Regions from separate parts of the Homo sapiens genome. Here region 2 is linked to region 1. The links are chromatin contacts, found by Hi-C in ENCODE. All regions are on one chromosome and are shown on one strand. Each heading gives the region's core, a stretch centred on a gene start or an enhancer-like site at or near the end of the contact. The rest is flanking DNA. Distances are from core to core; before and after follow the strand shown. Region 1 overlaps UMAD1 (UBAP1-MVB12-associated (UMA) domain containing 1). Region 2 overlaps RPA3 (replication protein A3).

Evidence for each region. A loop is a pair of places that touch in the nucleus more often than their neighbours do. Pooled maps may share reads with other maps.
Region 2: a map with no recorded cell type shows a loop between it and region 1 (6-fold over the local background). The contact joins two enhancer-like sites. A Hi-C loop is called at or near these places in 18 of 37 single-sample maps with no recorded cell type and 6 of 50 pooled maps.

What each region holds. Positions count from the first base shown.
Region 1 is chr7:7,814,664-7,817,795 of GRCh38, reverse strand. All of the region lies in intron 3 of UMAD1 (UBAP1-MVB12-associated (UMA) domain containing 1), which reads right to left. Among named protein-coding and RNA genes, the nearest start is that of RPA3, 98 kb to the right of the region's middle. RefSeq lists enhancers at 503-592, 1,461-1,650. Within about 2 kb of position 1,560, at least 3 of the 41 ENCODE cell types and tissues checked have a DNase peak (open chromatin) inside an H3K27ac peak, as active enhancers do.
Region 2 is chr7:7,679,973-7,683,104 of GRCh38, reverse strand. The region is part of intron 4 of RPA3 (replication protein A3); the gene reads left to right. All of the region lies in intron 2 of UMAD1 (UBAP1-MVB12-associated (UMA) domain containing 1), which reads right to left. Among named protein-coding and RNA genes, the nearest start is that of RPA3, 37 kb to the left of the region's middle. Within about 2 kb of position 1,469, at least 10 of the 41 ENCODE cell types and tissues checked have a DNase peak (open chromatin) inside an H3K27ac peak, as active enhancers do.

The sequences.
Region 1 (3,132 bases), core at 311-2,810:
TAAAAGGTAAAAAGTACCATTGAAAATGTGTCTTTAGTCAGGAACGGATGCAAAAACGGATGAGATACAGAAAAGAAAATCCAAAATACAACCAAGTTTTGAGGAAAGTCATAATACATAACAAATAAAAAATCAATGTGGCAGGTTAAATTGGACAAGAGAGGCAAGAGTCACTTTAGGATTTGAGAATTAGAATCATCATTCAGCTGGTATCATGGGAATTATTAAACATAACCTGAAAAACTAACAGAAACTGTTAAGAACCTGGTGAGAATAATTCACTTCGGAGAGATGAAGTAATGTTTCAAATATATTCCCATTACTCTAGCACCGAAAGGTAAGGAGGTTATCCAAAGTTAGAGCTTTTCATGGTTAAGAGTAATACTTAGATAACAAGTTCTTCTGTCTTTTGTCTAGTCTGACTGTTCCTGCACACATCAAACATTAAATATTTATTGAGTGGCTGATGCATGCCACGCACAGGGAACAATGATGAGTCAACCCGAATCCCCACTTCATGGCACTCCTGGTCAGATGTACAAGGTGTTAAGGGACCAGAGGGGAGACTAAATGGCATTGAAGATGAAAGATATTTGAGCAGGGGTTTGAAGGATGAACAGGAATTTGCTCAGTGAACACAAGACGTATGGGATAAAGTTCTTCAGAGAAGTGACAGAAATTGCACAAACTTCAAGAGAAAGGAATATACTCAAGAAATGGTAAGAAACTCTGTATGGTGACACAGAACAGACCTGAACGTTTACACAGAGGAGCAGGACCAGACCACGAAGGACCATATATGCACAGTAGACACAAATTACTGGATTTTATCCTACAGGCAGCTGAAGAGCCTCTGATGCCATCAAGTAAGGCAACTACATGGTCAGATTTGTGGGTGAATGGATTGAATGAAAGTAGGACTGGGCATTAAGGGCTATTACAAAAACTCTTTGTAATAATCCATGTGAAAGATAAGGCCAGAACCACTGTAGTTGCAGTGGGGAGGTAGAGGAAAGGACAGATAAGCAAGGTAGCCAGAGGAGGTAGAAATAAAGTGATTGGTGATCAATTGGGTTGAGAATGAAAGAGGAAGAAGTCAAAGATAATTCCCAGGCTTCTGACTTGAGAAGATACACCTCCATGCCAACTCATTCTATCAGCTTTCCTTTTGGACTTTGGCTCACTCAGATTGGTCACTGCTGCTTTGCCACATTCTCTTTGTCCCAAAGAATGTCCTTGAATGCTACCGACACTGGTGGCATATATCCCAAGGCAGTCATTCCCACCTCTGAGTGGCGGTGATAAGAGAGAAGCACCACTTCTTCCTCTCCCGGCCTCATCTCTACAGCCTTCAGCAACTAACAGCAGCAATCTTTTATAGAACACTCAGTTTAGTTCTGCACACAAATCATTGAAGTCAATATATAGTTATTGTGGACCTCACAGGAGAAGGCACTACGGAAAAGAGAAGCAAAGTGAAACAGCAGGTTTCTGCAGCGTTATTTATATAGTGGAGACAGGAAAACAACACGATGCAAAGCATAGGTTTTGTGGTTAGTCAGGCGCAAGTCTCAATTCCGGTTCCATTAATGTTACTGTTTTTTTTGTGACCTTGGGAAATGGGTATTGTTGAGCCTTGGTTTCCTCCTCTATAAGATATATAGATAATATTGCCTACCTCGTCTGTAAAAATTAATGAGTTAATACATGTAAAGGTCCTACCAGCATTGTGCTTAGCTTATCCAAGATTTTTTTTTAAATTAATGTCCTTCTTTATTTCTTGTCCCACTATGACTACTCAAAGACTTCGTGGCCCTAAATAGAATCCAGGCATCACTAATGAATGCTTCTCTCTATTTGTCCTCCCCCACCTCCACTGATATCTATTGTTGGACAAATGAACCTTCTAAAAGCAAAATAGGTTGATATCTATGTCAGAGACCTCTTGTAGCCTACCCAATATTCATCCTTCCTTTCATCTTTAATAGAATCCTGATTTTTCTGGGGGTAGTAGCAAAGTACCAAGCTAAAGTAGGCTCCTTACCAGGCTCCCGTGCCACTAGGGGTGGCCATATGTTATAATATGGCCAGTAAAACTGTTAGAGATTTTTTGAAAAGTTTCTGGACACAGTTTTATTCTCCCTTTGCTGTCTTCCTCCTTCCTGCTTCCTGGAAAATAGATATGATGGCTGGAGCTGCAATAGCTAACTTGCAACTATGAGGAACTATAGGACTTTGGTCTTAACATTCCTGAGCTCCTGAATCAATACTTTAACTACCTTCTATGAGACTTCTTGTCACATGAGAAAAATTAAGCCCCAAATTAAACCCCTGCCTTTTACTGTAACTCTCAATTGAGCATAATTCCTAAATGATTTAATCAATTCTACTCTACTCTGGCATGATTTTTAAGGCATTAACCATAATTTCCTTCCAATCTAAAAAGAAACTAATACTTACTGAGTATCTAGTATACATCAGATACTGTGTATATAGACATACAAATAAATATTACATATTGACTCACCAAATTCTTATAGTAACCCTGTACAATAAGTGGTAAAGCCAAGATCTGAGCTACAAGTCTGTCTGATACAGTTCACATTCTTACAGCTATCCATACTACAGCAAGGGTTATGAAAATCTGCCACTGTGAGGAACCATCACTCCCGAGACAATCTTTCTCTCTAAGTTAGAAAGGCACTTGTCCTACATCCTCTATACTGATATCAAAAATCCAACTGGTAAGCCATCTAAAAAGCATATCTAGGATTGAAAGTGTATACAGAAGGGAGACCATGAAGTGGCTGATGTGACAAGTAGTGAGACTTGCAAGATGCCTGCGGTACACCCTGCCCGAAAGCAGCTTGGCAAGGTTGATGACCTGGAAAGGAGGCTCCTTTCACCTGCATCTTCAAATCAATAAGGACCCTGAAGAAATCACATCGCACTGGAGGTAAGTGTGTAGCTGACTGCCATACTCCACCTGAGGCATGGGAGAGACAGGTTAAGGAAGGTACTCAATGTCACACACGTTCTCGCAGTCAAACCCCTATGTATGATTTTATCAGAGATTTGAAAGAGGAGCAAAAGATGATTAAAATTAGAGGTTATGTATACCACTTACAACCT
Region 2 (3,132 bases), core at 220-2,719, 130 kb after region 1:
ACAGTTGGCACCTCTCCTCTTCCTTCATGCAATTGCCTTTCACTGTACATTCAAGGAGTTAAGGAAGGGTGGTGTACCCCACACGGGGATGGCCTAACCTAACTTTTTCACCTCCGAAAAACTGAAACTGAAACGCTGCTAGATTAACAGGTAAACCAGAATCAGGTAACAGTGACTGAAAATACTGTTAATTCTATCCATTAGACACACAACTCCACATTTCTTAATAGAAAAACAAGCATCTACATCATGAAGTTAGTTGAAAAATCCTGGCATACTTGCTTTGCAATTTAAAGGTCAAAAGTAAAAACACAAAAACTGCTAAGTAAATTAAATGTAAATCGAGTTTTTCTGGATATCCCGATACGTGGGTAAGGAGACAGCGATAGGGTAAGTTACTTTTTAATCCATAAACACTCTAATTTTTTAAAGATCTGGTATACATTTTTTGTAAGAACAGGCAATAAAAATAGGAAGCACATGTTGAAAACCTGTTTAGTTTTTGTCACTGTTTTAATTAAAGCCTTCAACCCTAGACAGAATCAAAGTGACTTACTGTCCCTCATTCCTTAGAATGTAAATTTTTATGTATACAGCTAAATTTCCACTTTTAAATAAAGGAAACAACACAGCGATGAAGAGACTACCTTTAAAAGTTCCATATAAAAATATGATAGTTTAAATGAAGTATGTATATGTGGTTTGGTTCCCAGAATGAGGAATTCCATAGGAGATAATCTTAAAAATAACTCACTTATTTTCAATATCTGACTGATCATTGAGACTGGAAAACAGAAGGTGAGACTAAATTACATATTTCAATGTGTTTTAAGTATTTTAAAAGGTGAAATCCAAGCTGCTGTGAATTATTAAATTCTGGTTCTAAATTCAGCAAGTGTTACAAAATAATTAGCTTAATGGAAACTAGAAGTTCTTATGCCCTACTTGAAGAAGCACCTGCATATTCTGAAAACCATGATGCATTTCCCTTGTACTGTAACCCAATTCCTTTAATCTCTACAATAGTGTTTGCCCAATTTCATTCTGCCTGCTTCAAAGTTATATTCAATATTTGGTCAACAATATTAGTGAACCAACAACAATATCTAAATTGTTCCTTTTCATTTATATCCTATTACTTTTTGTTGTTATTTTTCCTTCTTTTTGCTATAACATAATAAGCTAATTCATGCTTTTGTCTTAGTTTTGGAAGGAATTATATCCTAACATTTACGCAATATCCCTTTTCCTAACTTAAAATAACTATGAGCTTGCCACTACACTAGTAAATTTGTAATCAACTTAAAGATAATGTCTTAAAAGTACAATTAAACATGTCATAACAGGAGAAAACCCTGGTAATTACGAATAGTGCCATGCTTGCTGGATTTTTAAATAGTAGTATAAGGCTATGAAAAATCGCCACCCAGTGATGCAAATGAAAACTGCAATTTGTTTTTGTGTAAAATGAGTACCCTGGAGGATTACTTCAACTTCATTACTGAATGAAGGAATAGCTATTACCTTCTTACGTGAATAGGAACTGGTTACAAGGGAAAGGATGTTTTTCTACAAGAACTTTTTTCCCTTATTCTTATTCGGCACCACTAGACATTTTACAGAGGCTAAAAGCTTTCGAAATCTTAATGCGGAGAAAGGTTTTCTGTCCAAATGTGAGCTAACTGTATATGAACAGCCCAGATATTCCTATTACCAAAACAAGTGTCTAGACTCTGCCCAGACCTGAATTTCAAGTCATGATGTGTTGATTCCATCAACTCTGCAATGCCATCTAATAATTGTGACCTAAAACCTATTTGTGTTAAGCAGAAATGCTTGCCTAGGGGAAAAGGTATTCTCAAGTGGAAAAAAATAGATAATTTATAGCTTAAACAACATAATTTACTCTGACCTTTCTAGAAATGGGTTATAAAGGCCACATAAGGAGATAATCTAACAAATTCTGTGGTGTCCATATTGATAAAAAGTTGTTGCTACAAATATAATCATGTTTATAAGTTTTTACTTAGCTTTATCATTTAGACATCAACAAACACACAAACCAACAAAATATATTTATTTTTCTGTAATGTACGTATTGCACACGATGCCACAAAAAAAGTTATGTGGATATATGCTAACCATGATACATGTGTATGCAACTAAAAAAACTATCAGAACTAATAAATAAATTCAGTAAGGTTACGGCATACAAAATCAACATACAAAAATCAATAGCATTTTTATATGCCAACAGCAAACAATTTGAAAAAGAAACCAAGAAAGTAATCCCATTTATAAAGCTACCAGTAAAATAAAATACTTAGGAATAAATATAACCAAAGTGAAAGATCTCTAAAATAAAAATTATAAAATACTGATGAAAGCAACCAAAGAGAACACACATAAAAAAAAATGGAAAGATATTCCAAATTTATGGATTGGAAGAATCAGTATTGTTAAAATGTCCATACTACCCAAAACAATCTACAGATTCAATGCAATCACTATCAAAATACCAAAGACATTCTTCACAGAAATGGAAAAAATAATCCTAACATTTATATAGAATCACAAAAGACCCAGAGAAGCCAAAACTGTTCTAAGCAAAAACAACAAAATTAGACGAATCACACTACCTGACTTCAAATTATACTAAAAAGCTATAGTAACTAAAATAGCACAGTACCGGCATAAAAACAGACACATGGACGAATGGAACCAAATACAGAACCCAGGAATAAATTCACACATTTACAATGAACTCATTTTCAACAAGGGTGCCAAGGATATACATTGGGAAAAGGAAGTCTTGAATCAGTGGTGCTGGGAAAACTGGATATCTATATGCAGAAGAATAAAACTAGACCCCTATCTCTCGCCACATACAAAAATCAAATCAAAATGGATAAAATACGTAAATCTAAGACCTGAAACTACGAAACTACTAGAAGAAAGCATTGGGCAAATGCTACAGGACAGTAATCTGAACAAAGATTTCTTGAGTAATACCCCACAAGCACAGGCAACCAAAGCAAAAATGGACAAATGGGATTACATCAAGTTAAAAGGCTTCTGCACAACAAAAGAAATGATTAATCAACAGTAAAGAGACAACCCACAGAATGGGAG